2 separate regions of the Homo sapiens genome follow, and region 2 is linked to region 1. A link is an interaction called in ENCODE POLR2A ChIA-PET data of the cell type or tissue named here. Cell type or tissue: OCI-LY7. All regions are shown on one strand. Links, peaks and the distances in the headings refer to the core of each region. The heading gives the core; the rest is flanking DNA.

What was found. ChIA-PET counts read pairs that join two places held together with the same protein. Peaks named below come from ENCODE experiments on the same cell type or tissue, not always from the same donor. Only the 100,000 strongest peaks of a DNase experiment are listed, where the experiment ranks them.
Region 2: POLR2A ChIA-PET joins it to region 1 with 13 read pairs; 4 of 35 experiments call an interaction of 5 or more read pairs at or near these places.

What each region holds. Positions count from the first base shown.
Region 1 is chr3:188,241,520-188,250,718 of GRCh38, reverse strand. All of the region lies in intron 2 of LPP (LIM domain containing preferred translocation partner in lipoma), which reads right to left. Among named protein-coding and RNA genes, the nearest start is that of FLJ42393, 68 kb to the right of the region's middle. In OCI-LY7, for the core only: a CTCF peak has its summit at 7,093; DNase peaks (open chromatin) are centred at 6,128, 7,028 and 8,088; H3K4me3 peaks cover 3,561 bases; H3K27ac peaks cover 4,524 bases.
Region 2 is chr3:188,310,232-188,319,430 of GRCh38, reverse strand. All of the region lies in intron 2 of LPP (LIM domain containing preferred translocation partner in lipoma), which reads right to left. Among named protein-coding and RNA genes, the nearest start is that of FLJ42393, 140 kb to the right of the region's middle. In OCI-LY7, for the core only: no CTCF peak of the experiment used is centred there; no DNase peak of the experiment used is centred there.

The DNA of each region.
Region 1 (9,199 bases), core at 404-8,403:
GAAAGAAAAGAAAGAGGAAAAGAGAGAGAGAGAGCGGGAGGGAGGGAGGAGAAGGAAGGGGCTCCCGCATACAGTAGAACGCAGGATGCTGAATGATGAATGTGAAGAGAGTAGTAACATGGAATCCTAATTTTGCACCAATCATAGTAAATGCTGGTTTAGGAAAAAATGTAGGGTAATATTTTGATAAGGAGCAAGAATAAAGTGTCTCCCCATGGATAGCTTAATAATTGCAAAGGAAAGAATACCTATACTGTGGAGAAACTGGACAATGCCTTGATCAGTTGCTCAAAATTAACATCCCCAATGACGGAGAGATGGACACATAAGACTCCAGATGTGATCCCTGAGAGGGACACATTATCTTTGTAATATTCCTTCAGGGAATGCATAATTGAATCAAAACATGAAGAAACCAGTGACTAATACAAAATGAGGAATACTATAATTGTAAAGGGGGAGAACAAAAGTGTCAATGCCATAAAAGATAAAGAAAGGCTGTGGAAATGTTCCAAATCAAAGGAGACTAAAGAGACTTGACAACTAAATGCACTACCTGACCTTAGGCTGGACTGTACACTGAATGGGAAAAAGCAGTTTTCTTCAAGGACAGAACTGAGCCACCTGACAAAGGAGAAGTACAGACAGTAGACTGAAGTATTGAATCAGTGTCAAATGTACAGAAGCTGATTACCATACTGTGAATATGATGAGACTATCTTTATTTTTTTTATTATTAAGAAATACACACTGTACTTAGGGGTAGAGGCAATGATATAAGTGACCTACTCTGAAATACTTCTGGAAAAAAAAAAAATATATATATATATATATGGGGTGGGGGAGACTGTGTGTGTGTGTGTGTGTGTGTGTGTGTGTGTGTGTGTGTAGACAGAGAAAGAGAGGAAGGGAGGGAGGAAGGGGGAGGATGATAAATCCAATGGGATAAAATGTTAACAATAGACGAATCTGAGTAAAAGTATATGGCTATATTGGACTATGCTTATTTTGCAACTTTTTAAATAAGTTTAAAATCATTTACAATAAAAAGTTAAGAAAAAAACCATCAGAAAGAGGAGAGGGGAAAATGTAGTAACTGAGAATTAGCTCTATTTTCAAACATGATTTTAAAATAAATTAAGCACAAGCAATTTTATTTCATATAATATATACACTGCATACATATATATATATTTATTTCAGAGCTACACAAAGATTTTTGTATATTTTCTTTCCTTTTTTCTTTCTTTCTCTCCCTCCTTCCTTTCCTTCCTTCCTTCCTTCGAGACACTCTTGCTCTGTCGCCCAGTGGCACAATCTCAGCTCACGGCAGCCTTGACGTCCCAGGCCCAGTCACCCAGTGGCAGAATCTCAGCTCACGGCAGCCTTGATGTCCCAGGCCCAATCGATCCTCCCACCTCAGCCTCCTGAGTAGCTGAGACTATAGGCATGAGTCACCATGCCAGCTAATGTTTAAATTTTTTGTAGATGTGGGGTCTCGGCTGTGTTGACCACTCCACTCAAACTCCTGGACTCAAGCTATCCTCCCTGCTCGGCCTCCCAAGTGCTGGGATTACAGTTGTGAATCTGTAAAATTAAAATAGCACCTGGCTATTTTAATTTCTTAATATGGAAAGCAATTCCATAAAATTTCTTCTTCTAAAACTCCTGAGGGTAGACAAACACCTCACATGTCCAAGACCACAGTGGATGTATAACTAGAGCTACAGTTACAAGTTTTGTAGGTCAGTTCAAGCCTCTGAAATTCCAGTTCACTATGTTTGCAACCTGAGTGTTATTTCACTTTTAGAAAGAGCAAGTTTAGAGTTGGAAGATGAGCTTTATCTAACAACGTAATAGCTAGCATCAATTTTTAAAAACGTATTAGCAGTGGCTTTTGGGATTAAAAATTACCAAACGAACTGGTGCAAGGGAGGGCAGGGAGCTTTCTTCTTTGTCAAAATATAGATTAGGTCACATGTGCTGCCTTCCACCACACACCTGAGTTCCCAGCAGAAGGAAAAATTAATGAATCAGGCCTTGAAGTCTCCTTCTTGGATAAGTTTGGAAAGGGAAAAAACAAAGATATAAAGGTTAGACATTATGAGGTCAAGAAACATCAACTGAATGGAACTTGATGTTGAAACAGAAACAGGTAAAATATCTGGGAAGGCAGCAAAACCCTCAGCCCTCTGATTCCAAAACAAGCTCTGCTGACTGTATATATATATATATATATATATATATATAAAGTTATACTGCAGCTGAACACTAGGTATTGTTCCCTTCCAAAAAGCATTAAAATACAAAGGTCAGTTATCTTAAAAGGCATTTTATTGCACACGCTTTTAAAAGACCTTGAACAATTAAAGCAATGAAATATATTCCTTGCTCTCATTTTTAAACGTTCCTAGAAGCATAAAAAGAAGGCAGGTCCCAATGCAAAAAAACGCTAACCCTTTCGCTCCCTTCGCCCAACATTTACTTCAAGGCTTGTAAGCCTTTTCAAGAGTTTCCATTACATTCACGTTGTTTGGGTGAATTTTCGGTTCATCCAGCAGTTTTCACTTGGGTGTCAGGGAGACACAGCACAAAAATGCAGCCCAGTAAGTAAGATGTCAAGCAAGATACCATCAGAGAAATTGATACGAAATCAAGACTAGATCAATAGTTCTAAACTCTCGGGAGCTTTAAAATGTAACTGAGCTTGGGTCTCACCCACAGACACTGTGACTGAGATGAGCATTGTAGCATAAAGTTCCTCTGAAGATTTTAATATGTGGCCAAGTTTGCAAACCACTAGGCTAGAATATTTTAAACTCTTCTACATCCACTAAGTCTTAGGAAAATCGTCAATCCTCTGCTGCTTTACAGTGTCCTTAGATTGATATTGATCACATCTTTTTTTTTTTTTTTTTCTGAGATGGAGTCTCACTCTGTCGCCCAGCCTGGAGTGCAATGGCGCAATCTCGTCTCACTGCAACCTCCACCTCCCAAGTTCAAGCGATTCTCCTGCTTCAGCCTCCCAAGTAGCTAGGATTACAGGCATGTGCCACCATGCCCAGCTAATTTTTGTATTTTTAGTAGAAACAGGGTTTCACCATGTTGACCAGGCTGGTCTTGAACTCCAGACCTCAGGCGCCCACCTTGGCCTCCCAAAATGCTGGGATTACAGGCATGAGCCAACGCACCCAGCCTGATCACATCATTTTATCTCTCACTTTTGCTCAATTTCCACAAAAGTGAAATGACAAAAATTACAAACCAATTTCACCAATCTATAGAAAAAATTATTAATAAATGTTAAAGTCTTTGCATACACAAGTATTAGTTTTGACAACATCCTTAACACAGTGTATAAAACTATTTCTTAACTTTTCAAAGGTATTGCTCTCCTACCAACTAGTCTATAACCAGATGAAGGCTCTAAAAATAGCCTCAGCGTTTTTTTTTTTTTCCCACTAAAGTGCCCTGCAACTAAGACTTTGGGTGTGAGTTGTACTACTCACAGAACCCTTGATCTCAGGGTAAGAAGAATTCTCCAGAGGTCTTCTGGACAGTTCCTTGCCTTCATGCCGAAAAGAGCTCATTACCCCATTTCACAGATGGGTCAAGTGAGGCCCAGGAAATTAGAGTGATCTGAACTCAGTCACACACAGGTCTCCACACAAACATGTCAAGCTTTTAAGTACTGACTGAGTAGAATTCTTTTTCTATTAATAGTTCATCTGGGTGACTTAAGACAACCAGAGTTCTCTCTCCAGGTCTTGGCTCACCAATCTCTAAGAAAAGAAGGCTGAAATCCCATCATTTCTGGTCTGAGGCTGTAGAAAGAGAGAAATGCCTCAGATGTCAATAAATTATTAAGTTACTTAATTGATTAGTAACTTCGAACAAGATATTTTGTGTGACTAAGCCTCCATTTCCCTATTTACAAATTAGGAAGGATAATATTGTGAGAATTAAGGAATCCAGTTGATTCAGTTAAATAATCATCTGAGTCCCTACTTTGTGTCTCATCTATGTCAGATGGTAGGAAAATGTGGGTGTATTCAGTGCTCCTGCCCTGTGGGGGACTCACAGGCTTTCACCCTTTTCCAGGGAAAATGTTGTTGCTGAATAGAAAATGTAGAAACTGGAAGGAATATTTAAGATCTCATGCCCTATTTAGACTATTTAAATTCATAAGACATGGAAAGTCAGCAGAGATTTCAGATAAGAGAAATGAAATACAATTGCTATATCATCTATGAAGAGGAAAGAATTCCCTGTAATTAAATATCAAAACACTGAGCTTGGGATATGAGAAGGGGCAGAGAGTGTTAATCACAAACAAATTAGTGAGATAAATTGCAGGGTATCTGCTTCCTAAAGGCTTTAGAAAGTTATTGAGGCTGATAATTACAGAAATTCTATGGGTTTTCATTCCTACTTGAAGGGTAGACCAAAGAAATAGACACCTAGACATATCAGCCTGATCCCAATGTTCTCAGGTACCAGAGATTTAATGTTAATGAAAGAAAAAAAAAAAGTTGTAGACAGCATCTAGTTCAATAACCTCATTTTACAGATAAAAGAATAGACAGGAATAGAGAAACATGTCTGGGATGATAAAACAATTAAAAAGCAGATAGGACATCCAAGGGATATTCTAAGTCATTTCTCCATTAGAAAATCCTCACATCATTTCACACGATTTTATGGTATCAGTCCAAAAATAAAGTAAAAAACTTTGAAAATACATTTCAACAATTACAGTCAAGAAACAGAAATTTTTCCTTTTCCTGATAAAATAAAAAGCATTCACAGACAAATGAAAACAGTGAGGGTAGTACAATATATTCATCATTATTTTGTTTTTTGTGAAAGCAGGGCTGGGCTGGGTGTGGTGTCTCACACCTATAATCTTAGCACTTTGGAAGGCCGAGGTGGGAGGATCACCGAGCTCAGTAGTTGGAGAGAGCCTGGGCAACATAGTGAGACCTCGTGTCTACAAAAGAAATAAATAAATAAAAGCAGGGCACACACAAATGCAACGTTATTTTGATCTTAAAAAAAAAAAAGTGTGGGGTTAGAAAAGAGGGAAGCATGCCTTCTATTTTATTAAATTTACTTTGTGGTCTTTATTGCATAGGTGACATTATCATATAAGGTACCTTCTAAGAGGAGGTGAAAAGGCAAAAGGAAGGCAAAGGTGGTGGAATGAAGTTTAGGTCAGCAAACATCTACTGAGAATTTTCTCTGCTAATGGCTCTGGGCCAGGATCTGTGAGGAATAGAATCATAAGAAAATACCATCCCTGCCCACAAACTGTTTAAAAGCAAACAAGCCTGTAATCCCAGCACTTTGGGAGGCCGAGGCAGGCAGATCACGAGGTCAGAAGTTCGAGACCAGCATGACCAACATGATGAAACCCTGTCTCTATGAAAAATACAAAAATTAGTCAGGCGTAGTGGCGGGTGCCTGTAATCCCAGCTACTTGGGAGGCTGAGGCAGGAGAATTGCTTGAACCCGGGAGGCAGAGGTTGCAGTGAGCCAAGATTGTGTCACTGCACTCCAGCCTGGGTGACAGAGCAAGACTCTGTTTCAAAAGAAAAAAAAGGCGGGGGCAGGGTGGGAAACAAGGCAGAATTATGCTAACAATTTACCCTAATACAAGCCTAGAATGATGAGTGCAAAGAAGAGGACAAAAATCACCACTAACAACGGACCAAGAATGAGACACTAGGTAGCCACCCATTAGACACGGTCCATGCCCTCAAGGAACATATGCCTAGTAAGGAGATACAAAATCATTCATCCATCATTCATTCACTCAGATTCATTGAAAATCTACCATGAACCAGATACCGATGTACATGCTGAGGCTTCAGAAATGAGCAGGACATGGCTGAGTTCACAGTTCAGGGCAGACAACAAACACATAATGCTGAGTAGACACCAGGCAGTGTGATTAAGCCAAAGGAGATGTGTTTTAAAAGCCTAGGTTACTCAGAGAGAGAGGGGTAGATTATCAGAGATGACACGGAAAAGGCACCTCTACAACAAACAATCATACTTTTGACTCTAATACAATGGAGAATGAATAAAGCGTCTAATAGAGAAGAGTGCCACACACAGTGAGAAAGTCCCTAGGGAGTATTCTGACCAAAGTCTTGGTCTTGAAGGAGAGGCATAGTCTTCTAATTGCTTTGATGAATCACAGACCAAACAGTGATTCAGCTCTGAAAGAAACCTTAGAGATGGGCATTCCAAGGTCTCATGGGGTTAGTAGCAGAAGCAGGACTGGAACCCAGAACCCAAGTTGGACCACTAGACTGGTGCCTCTCCCTAAGCCCACTCTGCCTCTTCCATGTCTGTGAATGAGCTTACCACTCCTAGCTATGCAAAACTGCATAGAACCATTTCAGCAAGAGGCTCAGGTAGCATTAAAGAAGTTCCCACCTCAACGATGTCAATTTTTTGTTACTGTTGTCTTGAGGAAGCATGTTTGCTTTTAAACGCTCCCAAATTAAAAGCCATTCTCAGCCTTCCTACAATTGTATGTGCGCTGGGCGCAGTGGCTCACTTCTATAATCCCAGAACTTTGGCAGGCCGAGGCAGGCAGATATCTTAAGGCCAGGAGTTCGAGACCAGCCTGCACAACACGGTGAAACCCCACCTCTACTAAAAATACAAAAATTAGCCGGGCGTGGTGACGGGCACCTGTAAGCTACTCAGGAGGCTGAGGCAGGAGAATCGCTTGAACCCGGGAAGTGGAGGTTGTGGTGAGCAGAGATTGTGCCTCTACTCTCCAGCCTGCGCGACAGAGCGAGACTCTGTCTCAAAAAAATAAAAATTTTAAAAATAAAATAATTAATTAAAAAAAAAGATGTGGACCTGAACTCAGATTAGTGTCAGAGTGAACTTTCTAGTTAGCCTCCTCTTTCCACAGTGAAGAAATTACACCCAGAGAGACTGAGGTTAGTCACCCTGTCCAATCACAGCACCAGTTACACAGCACCTGAACTCAGAAGGGTCTAGCACCTTTTGCTCAGTGCTGCCAGTGTGGTGGTCTATGGCCTCATTCTCATAGCCTGCAAGTGATAGACCCCAGGACAGCAAGAATCATGCCAAAAGGATAACATCAATTAGCCTGTGTATTGTAGAAACAGATCACGAGATTTTAGAACGTAAAGAAAGAGAAAAAGAAACGATTTATTTCGCAGCTTTCCGTGCAAGCTTTTCAAAGGCCCTTCCCAGATCCGGCCTTCTGAGACACCACCCCAAGCCCCCGGAGGTTTGTTCTCTACTTAAATTGCCCCAAACTATGCTGTTTTCCTATCAATACTCAACAGCAAAGATGGAAAAGAATTGCCAATTTCTTGTGAATCCTGAAGATTTCCTTTATGAGTCATGGGAAACTAAAATAACCTGAGGGGTAGGGGGAACGGTAGAAACAGTTTTAAATCGGTTCTCACTAGTTTGTTTTACAGTGTGGTATAACTCCTGAGAACAGAAAAAATCAAGTTTCTAGAGTTGTTGTAAAAATAGGAGTTTTTGTCAGGTTGTGTCAGCTGTCACTGTGGCATTTCTTATTAGTATTTTTCTGTCTTTTTTTTGTTATATTAATTATAGTTTGATCACTGTAAGAGCTATTTTGAATCTATGGGACTTTCCTAACCAGATTGTTTTGGCATTTTAAAGTTACTCACATTCAGGGCCTAAACAATATAGCAAGTATCTTTTCTTCCTCTCTTTTTTATACTCAAATTCTGAACAAAGGAACCATCTGTTCTCTCTCTGAAAACATCAGCCCTTGTTTTCATTTTTCATTAATCATAATGCCTCAAACTTACATAATCTCTTTCTCCAACTTGCTTATTAAAGCATTTTGTAGACATCGCCTCATTCGTCTTCAATATCATCCCCTACAAACTAAGGAGAAAGGGGAAATGTTTGCTAATTTTCACTTAGGTAAGTGATTATCAGATGTTTAATGAATTTTGCATGAATGATGGCATGTTAGCCTCAGAAGGGACCTTGATGATCACCTGGCCCAGTTCTGGCTCTTGCATTTGTAAAATGAAGACCCAGAAAGGAGAAGTGATTTCACATTCTATTTGTGTACCTAACTCTCTACTCCTGACTGTAAGTGGTGAGGGTAAGAACCGTGTCTTTCACAGTTTTGTATCTCCAGTACCTGGTGTGTATTTGTTGAATGGATGAAAATGCTTGCAAATAGTCACACAGGTGGCTATGACAGAGCTGGGGTCAGAGCTCTACTCTCCTGCCTTCCCATTCAATGTGTGTGGTTTTTTTTTCCTTCTTCTTTTCCTTCTCTCTCTCTCTCTCTGTCTCTCTCTTTCTTTTTATAATACAATATAGACCTGAATGCAAGAAGAATCAAGCAGAGACACAACTAAAAAGGTGATGAGGATGGAGAGGATAAAAAGCAGGCTTTTACCTATAAGTTAGAAATAGGTTGAACAAACCCAGTAGAAATCAAGTTTAGCCATTAGCCATGCTAAAAAATAACCCATGTTAAGGCTGAGTGTCTAAAAGCTCTGCATTCCTTATGTGTGCCATATATTTAAGGATTTAGTGGATTCCTTAAACATTACCCAACTGAGGAAATGATCTGTCTTAACGCCAAAGGACAGCATGCCTCCTTAACACCTATTAGCCCAAAAAAAGCACATCATCCACCCTGCGATTTGGCCTCATCACTCACTGTAACTCAAGAGGACATACAGCGTCAGAATCATGAAATCTACCAGCCCAAAGTTTTCCAATGAGCAGAGGTCACTGGAATAAAGACCTTTATTCCATATGCCTAGCTGGAAGTCAGAAATTCATTTGACATGTTTCTTCTTATTTTCAGAATGTCCTACTCCCCACCATTACTCTTTGAAGTTATAGGGAAAATAAACTCTTTCTAGAAAAACAAGTTAAATTTTCAATTCTATCATCTGAAATTACGTATATAGTAGTAGTTATAACAAAGTCAACGACTCTCTGAAGATTCTTTAAAAATAGGTTGTCCATGTAGATGAGAAAGCTGTAGGTCTGAAGAGAGAAGGAAATCTTTTATTTTTCAGTAAAAGAAAAAAAGAAAAGAAATCAGAGGGCCAAGGAGAACTCAAGTATATTATAACACGGTCTCACATGAAGTACATCAGTTACAGATACAAGCAGGAAACAAATTAGCTTCAAAATA
Region 2 (9,199 bases), core at 313-8,312, 69 kb before region 1:
AAATAAATAAAATGAAATAAATGAATGAATGAATAAGATGAGAAAGACCAACTGTGCCAAATAAGGAATTGGTAACTGAAAAATCCACATTTTTGCTAATTGTTGAAAATTTTTATTCTGTATTTGGACAGGCATTATATAGAGAATCCTCTTCCCAAACCACCGTTGGATGTTTCAAAGACTATTCTGGCCCTGTTTTACTGAAAGAAAGTCTGTTCCAGTGTGTGTTCCTGAGAAGACAAGGTGCTTAGCCAACACATTCACAGGGGTCTGTGGAGATTCAGTGTCTGAACTTTCTAATCCTTATCTCAAGCATCTGTGAAACTATATAAACTAACCTGAGAAAAATCCTTTTCAAAGAATCATAATTTTTGGCCGGGCGCGGTGGCTCACGCCTGTAATCCCAGCACTTTGGGAGGCCGAGGCGGGCGGATCACGAGGTCAGGAGATCGAGACCATCCCGGCTAAAACGGTGAAACCCCGTCTCTACTAAAAATACAAAAAATTAGCCGGGCGTAGTGGCGCGCGCCTGTAGTCCCAGCTACTTGGGAGGCTGAGGCAGGAGAATGGCGTGAACCCGGGAGGCGGAGCTTGCAGTGAGCCGAGATCGCGCCACTGCACTCCAGCCTGGGCGACAGAGCGAGACTCCGTCTCAAAAAAAAAAAAAAAAAAAAAAAGAATCATAATTTTTTTTCAATTTTTTCCCTCAAAAGTTAGTTTTTCTTCAACACAGTTTACTTGATTCACCAAGCCAACCAAAGTCGAAAAGAATAAGAAAAATTAAATTCCACCGTGTTCTCCATATATAAGTAGGTACTTATGTAAGTAGGTAGGTAGGTAGATGGAAGGAAGGTAGACAGGCAAGCTGAAATTATATGAGCCGAGTTTACAAACTCAAGTCTTCTGCTAAAAGAAAAGGACTTTAGGAAACATTCTACTCCATTCCCAAACCTTCATCACTATCACAAAAATATCCACATATTCATGAGTTTTGTTTTTCTTTTTTTTTTTTGTTTTTTTGGAAATCCTAGTTTTAGAAAAATGTTTTCTCTTCAACAAAGGTACTGAGTGTCATAGAAACCACGTCATGGAGCCCAACACTTTTCAGATGAGGAAACAGTGAACCAAAAAAAGAAATGGAATTGCCTAAGTTAGCTCTTTCTTATCAGAATTCCTCCTGAACATTTTTTCAGGTATTTGGGCCTAAAATTAAAAAGCAAGGCCCAGAATAATTTTTTAAGTGCTGTGAGCAAAGTACTGTGCTAAATTAAACTGCACGATGCAAAGAAAAATAAGAGAAGGATCTTCCTGACCCTGAGGAGCTTTAAAACCAGCTTCTACCCTCCTGGAGGACATTTGGAGGGCTTTTTGTGGAGAAGGATCTTCTATGAGAATGCTGTTTTCCCTAGAGCCTCTCTATTTGTGTCTGCCTGTCCTCCCACACTCCAGATACACAGGGTCCAAAGACAGTGCTGGCATTTTTCTACTTTCTTCTCTTGTCTCCAGATCGGTACTCCACGATCACATGCCCTCACTCTAGCCTCCTATTCTTCTCCCACCTCTTCTCCATTGAGACTTTCAATTCCTGAGATTCTCTCTTTTCTCCCTGTGCACCATCCCCTCAGAGCTTCATTTTTCCCCCCAATTCAAGACAGCAGTTCAAGGTAGAGCAGGTTAATACAGCATTTCAGGCATTATTTTGGTCCTTTATCTGCCCTGACCCTGCCCAATACAACAGTCTACCTTCCCAGCTCTCACAACCCTGCTTAGTTGCACTACACTAAATATAACTTTAGCAGGCTAAGACAGCAATAATGGAAAAGTGATTTCAATATGAATCCTCTTAATTTACAGTGTGGTTAAGAAAACATTTTCTTACTTATTGGCTAATTTGATTATCAGGGCCCTAATAAGTTAGGTACAAAAGATTTGAATGCCCATTTAACAGAAGGAGACACAAAGTCACAGAGATGGGAAATCACCTTTACCAAGGCCATAACGAAAATTTTTGGCACTGCTCAAGCCTGAATCCACATCTCCCTGGCCCAGCGTGCTTTCCATTACACTATGTGCCCAAGGTTCTAGGATGCCCTGCATGAATAATAACACACCATTAATGGTGAGGACAAACCTTTAATCTATACCTGAATTAGACCAGCATTTTTGGTTGACTTAGATACAGAGAAAAAAAAAAAACTTAAAAAAAAAAGTTTTCCAACTGATTCTGGTAGAAACGATTAGCAGAAATATCTTGCAAAGAACGTGGGTGTCCTGGAAGACTCATCGTCGTCATCATTATAATTTCTAATCATGCTGTGTGGGCAGGTGTCCATGTAGCAGAAACACCATTGGCACCCAGATTAGCAGTTTCATCGGGAGACAAGAAACTAAGTCTGCAATTCTTAGACTTCAGAGCCTGAATCACAGCTTTCCCCTCAGGGATCAGCAAATACACAAGTCTGTGCCTTAGCAAGGATTGTTGGGCCTGACAAGGGAGGTAACCAAATATCAGGTCCATCTAAAAATGCACAGTGGAGCAAGGGACAGGAGGTTCCCTGGGAACCTGGAAATACCACTAGCTGCAGAGACAGAAAGGCGGAGTGTTTGTCCCACATTATAGTTCTAATTCACTCAGCAACTTTTATGAATCATTTGCCTTCTTTGCATTTTTGTTTTGATTCTCATCTGAAAATTGAGTTTTCGAAGTAAAGCTACTGGTTTTTAAATGAGACATAGGAAGAGGTCAGAAGAAAAAGTGGCCATCAGTAGGGGTTTGGGCTTCCCCCCAGCTCTGCATCTTTCCCTGCACTACAGCAGGTTCATCGTTATCATTTCTATCCTGGACTTGGGCTTCTGTGCAAAATTTAGCCTAAAGTGTCCAAGGTCACAAACATCATGGGCATCATGTGATCTCTGCTATTGCAACACTGCTAGCATTCTAATTCTACTCAACTGTATTTTTTCTTGAGCAATTCTTATTTTTTTTTTCTTCCAGTAGGGTCTTGGTCAGTCACCCAGGCTGGAGTGAAGTAGCATGATCATAGCACACTGTAACCTCAAACTTCTAGGCTCAAGTGATCCTCCTGCCTCAACCTCCCAAGTAGCTAGAAATAGATTGGGCTAATCTTTTTTTTGTTTTGTTTTGTTTTTTTGAGACAGAGTTTCACTCTTTTCGTCCAGGCTGGAGTGCAATGGCACGATCCTGGCTCACTGCAACCTCCGCCTCCTGAGTTCAAATGGTTCTCCTACCTCAGCCTCCGGAGTAGCTGGGATTACAGGTGCCTGCCACCATGCCTGGCTGGTTTTTTTGTATTTTTTTAGTAGAGATCAGGTTTCACCATGTTGGCCAAGCTGGTCTTAAACTCCTGACCTCAGGTGATCTGCCTGCCTCGGCCTCCCAAAGTGCTGGGATTATAGGCGTAAGCCACCGCGCCCAGACAGGCTAATCTTTAGAAAGACATTTTTACCCAGGTATACTTGATTTGAGAAAAACTATGTAGACTTTTAAAATAAATCTATTAATATCATGACCTAAAAAGGTAATTTGAAGCATGTCTAATATGTTCTTATTCCTACACATTAGTAGATACCTAGAGAGAATATCCAAATGAGGCAGAAACGAACTAGAGTTACAGGACTGAATCAGCCACAAATTCCATAATTCCCTGGAGATTTATTTATTCACACAAAAGCATTTCTTAAGCACATTAGCAAGTGCTTAAGAAATATATGACAGGCACAACGGTAGACCCAAAATAAATAAACAGACAAGGTTCCTGTCCCTACAAAGCTTACATTCTAATGGGTCTGGGATTTTAAGAACCTGTGCATAGTCAAATAACTAAAAAATAAGATTAAAAACACTATTTAGCAAAACTTAAGGCATACAAATAAGCATCTCTTACAGGAAAATTTATATCTTATTTATATGAATAAAAAAGCAGAAATAAAAATATGGAAATTAAGAGCCAAGTTCAAACAATGAGAAAAACAACAAAATAAACCTAGAAAAAGTAGAAGGTATTATTGAAGATTTTAAAGAGAAAATAAAGAATTACAAAGTGGTAGAGCCAACACATAAATGCAAAAGCTATTTTTTAAATAAATAATAAATTAAACTCTGATGCTTTAGCCAGAAAGATGGATACACATAGCAGAAATCCATAAAACTTTAAATAATAATGTGAAATATAACCATAAATACAGAGGAAATGAAAACAATCATGAGAAATTATTTTACACCATGCAAATGAATTTGAAATAGGTGACTTCCCTAAAAAAACTATAATTTAACAAAGGTAATCACAGAATAGATATAAAAGCTAATTAGTCCAATTACTACAGAAAAAAAATGTAAAAAATTTTAAAGAGCAAACACATTCTTCACTCCAAAAAAGGCAATAAGTGAAGGTATTTTCACAAGGGAATTCTACCATATTTTAAAGAAATAACTTTCTTCACTCCGTTCTTCACTCCAAAAAAGGCAATAAGTGAAGGTATTTTCACAAGGGAATTCTACCATATTTTAAAGAAATAACCCATGTAAATGTTATCAAACTATTTCAAAATAAAGAAAAAAGAAAAGCTTCCTTGTTTGTTTGTTTGTTTATTTTGAGATGGAGTCTCTCTCTGTCGCCAGGCTGGAGTCAGGGGCGCAATCTCACTCACTGCAAACTCTGCCTCCCGGGTTCAAGCGATCCTCCTGCCTCAGCCTCCCGAGTAGCTGGGATTACAGGCGCATGACACCATGCCCAGCTAATTTTTGTATTTTCATTAGAGACGAGATTTCACTATTTTGGTCAGGATGGTCTCGATCACACACACACACACACAGAATTTTCAAATAATCTCACTTATGAAAATTGAAGCACAGATCATTAATATATTAATGATCTCTAGGATCTAGCAACACTAAAAATATATAATACAGAAACAATGAACAAGTTGATAATTATTTTAGCAAGAATACTAACAAGATTTCATGTTTGAAAATTTTATTCATATATTACAGCAAATTTACAGGACAAAAGAGAAAAACATAAAATTTTTTTAGAATATATGATTACTTTCAAAGTTTCTTTAAAAAAAAAAGCTAGATAACCTTTTAACAACCAGTCTCAATTAAAACAACAACAATAACAACACTATCAAAATAAGTGTGGATACTTTTCAACACAATACATTTCTCAAATCGAAAGCCAATGTCACTAGTAACAGGGAACATTATGAGCATTCCCATTAAACTCAGACACAAAAGAAGGACATTTACTCAACCACAGTTATTTAATATTTACTATTCTAGAGGTATTAGTACAGTTAGAAGAAAGCTATAAGTGTTGTAAAAATTGGAAAGAAAGGATAAATTATTGGCAGATAATATACTTACTTAACTAGAAACTCAAAAAAAATTTATCTAAAATTATTCAAATAATGAGACAATTCAGTAAAGTGGCTGAGCAGAAAATCAATGTACTGAAATCCAGACCCCAAACACAGAGGCACACACACATATAATTAAATGAAATAGAAAATAATTACATTAACTAGAGCAAGTAGAAAATATCTACAAAATTAACTTATTAGAAACAGGCACGGTCTACATGAAGAAAAATCTCAGTGCTCCTGGGAACATCAAAGAAGGTTTCAACAAATGGAAAGGCATTAGTATTCCAAGAAAAAGAATCAACATTTTTACAATGTATAGCATGTAATGCTAACAAATAAACCCAGCAAACCTCATAAGTATATCAACAGAACTTTTTTACATTATTTTATTTTATTTTTTTTTTTTTTTGAGACGGAGTCTCACTCTGTCACCCAGGCTGGAGTGCAGTGGCGGGATCTTGGCTCACTGCAACCTCCACCTCCCAGTTCAAGCGATTCTCCTGCCTCAGCCTCCCGAGTAGCTGGGACTACAGGTGCCCGCCACCACACTTGGCTAATTTTTGTATTCTTAGTAGATAGGGTTTCACCATGTTGGCCAGGCTGGTCTTGAACTTCTGACCTCAAGTGATCTGCCCACCTCAGCCACCCGAAGTGCTGGGATTACAGGCGTGAGCCACCACGCCCAGCCAGAACTAGATAGGTTCATTATAAAGGTCAATGAAAAATAAACAGGCATTAAAAGCCAGAAATTTTCTGAAAAAGAGAAACTAATAGGAATGGGGAATCTTTGTCAGATAATAAAACATATTATAAAGCTACAATAATTGAAAGCATAATAATGACACATGAAGTGACAGATGAATAGAACAGAAAGTCTAAAAATAGATGCAAATTCTTTTTTTTTTCTTTTTTTTAATATTTTAAGTTCTGGGGTACATGTGCACAACGTGCAGATTTGTTACATATGTATACATGTGCCATGTTGGTTTGCTGCACCCATTAACTCGTCATTTACATTAGGTATATCTCCTAATGCTATCCCTCCCCCGTCCCCCAACCCCATGACAGGCCCCAGTGTGTGATGTTCCCTTTCCTGTGTCCAAGCATTCTCATTGTTCAATTCCCACCTGTGAGTAAGAACATGCGGTCTTTGGTTTTCTGTCCTTGCGATAGTTTGCTGAGAATGATGGTTTCCAGGTTCATCCATGTCCCTACAAAGGACATGAACTCATCCTTTATTATGGCTGCATAGTATTCCACGGTGTTCTTAAGTATTAAATACTTAAGTATTAAGAAATTTAATATACAATAAAGGTAGCTTTTCAAATCAGTGTGAAAGAGATGGACTCCTCAATAAACAGTGTTTAGAAATGCAGATCCAGAAAAATATCAAAATAAATCCTAACCTCACATTTTTTACCAAAATAAAATTTCAATGGTTCAAAGATTTGAGAAAGAGCAGAAGAAATAACTAGAAGAAAAATTGGAAATTTCTTTTTAAATATCACAAAGTGGGGAAGGCATTTCTAGGCATCACACAAAATCAAAGAAACATAAAATCAAAAAAGGATTAACTATATAAAACTTTTTATTTTAATCTGCAAGTTAAAAAAGAAATGCAAAATGGTAAAGCATTACAATTCCTGTCACAGACTACAAGTTAATTTTCTTAACTGTAATAAATCAATAAGCAAAAATTCAGCAATCCAATGGAAAAGGAAGTGAAGGACAGTTCAGAAAACGGAATTACAAATGGGTACGGCTCATTTCAAATGGTGTTTAGAGTCGCTAATAACAGAAATGCAAATGTGTATATAAATGGCATGTATATAAATGTATTTATATACACTGGAATATAAATACATATCTGTGTGTGTTTGTGTGTGTGTTTCTGTGTGTGTGTGTATACACATGCTTATTTATACCCAGTTTATTTCTAAAAGGATATATAAAGAACTTATACTTTCCTCTGGGTGGGAGAAGTAAAGAGATAAAATAAAGATGTACTTGTCATTGCATAGTTTTGAATTTTATACTATAGTTTAAACTATATTTTTGTGTTACTTATTCAAATTAATTTTTAGTTTCTTTAAAGAAATGTTGGAAAGGCCTGGTGCGGTGGCTCACACCTGTAATCCCAGCACTTTGGGAAGTCGAGGCAGGAGAATCATCTGAGCTCAGGAGTTCGAGACCAGCCTGGCCAATATGGTGAAACTCTGTCTCTACTAAAAATACAAAAATTAGCCGGGCATAGCAGCGGGTGCCTGTAATCCCAGCTACTCAGAAGGCTGAGGCAGGAGAATCGCTTGAATTCGGGACATGGAGGTTGCAGTGAGCCAACATCAGGCCACTGCACTCAAGCCTGGGTGACAGCAAGACAGAAAACAGAAAAAAAACAGAAAAAAAAAAGAAATGTTGGACAATAGCACATCAAAGAGAACGATGAATTCAGGGCAGGGAAGCCAGATAGATAGCCTGCAATGTTCCAACTCCGTAAGTTTATTTTATCTTACTTTTAGTTTAGTTTAGTTTAGTTTAGTTTAGTTTAGTTTAGTTTAGTTTAGTTTAGTTTAGAGATAGGGTCTCGCTCCATTATCCAAGCTGGAGTATAGCAGCACAATCATAGCTCACTGCAGCCTTGAACTCTCAAGCAATGTTCCTGCCTCAGCCTCCTGAGTAGCTAGGACTACAGGTGTACACCATCATGACCAACTAATTGTTTTATTTCATTTTTTTGTAGAAATGGGGTCTCACTATGTTGCCCAGTCTGGTCTCAAACTCCTGGCATCAAGAGATCCTCCCACTGCAGACTCCCATAGTGCCGGGATTTGACAGTAGACAGAGAGAGAGAGAGAGAGCATATAAAATAATTAGAAAATAAGAATAACTAAAAAAAAAAAATTGGGGCCACTGCACCCGGCCTCAATTCTGCAACTTAATACGGCATATCAGAATAACTATGAGAAAGATATCAGGATCTGAAGACTAATACAGCTGCTTAATATCTTCGACTTTTTGGAAGTTCTTCATCCTTTCAGCACCTCAGTTTCCACAGCTGTGAAACAGAAAGCTAAAACTTACACTTCAACAGGTCTCTGTGAAAATTAAATAAGATAACTTATAATAAAGCACTTAGCCCAAGTTCTGGCAAGGAACATATATTCAATCAATGTTGGCTCTCTTTACTATAAGGATTCTTTTAAAAAATAATAATAGCAATAATAATAATGCTCTGCTCAACCACACACATTCCACCCAACATCTACCCCCACCACTCTGGCCTCAGCTACCCTTCCTATTGCCATTGACACCCTAACTGCCCAAGAAGCAAGGATTGAATAAACTCAAATTCTAAATGCCAGTCCAGAAAATGAATTTTAAAAAAATCTATTTCAACTCACATATTTCACAGTGGAGGCCATCTATAATTAGGTGGTGGCCAAAGTGATGAAAACTCAAATCTATTGACCCCCTTTTCATAGACTCTTCAACACAATTATTTCAATGTGTAGGCAAAGATTGAGCAACTCTCCCTCAACAATTATTTCATGTGTCAGCAAAGAATGAGCATTTCTCCCTCAATTCCACTGGCTAGCTATTTTTTAAGTTCACTTTGCTTTCTTGCCTTCTCACTCCCAAGCACCTATAGCGCACTCATCAACCGGGCATCCTTGGCCTGTCTCTCCTTGTGAACATGGATCACCACAGAATACACACAGTCACCTGCCTCATATCACTGCAGACATTAGAAGACAAAGTTATCTTTCTTGTAATATCCCAAAAGGCCAACTTCGTCAGTCTTCCAGAAGAAGAA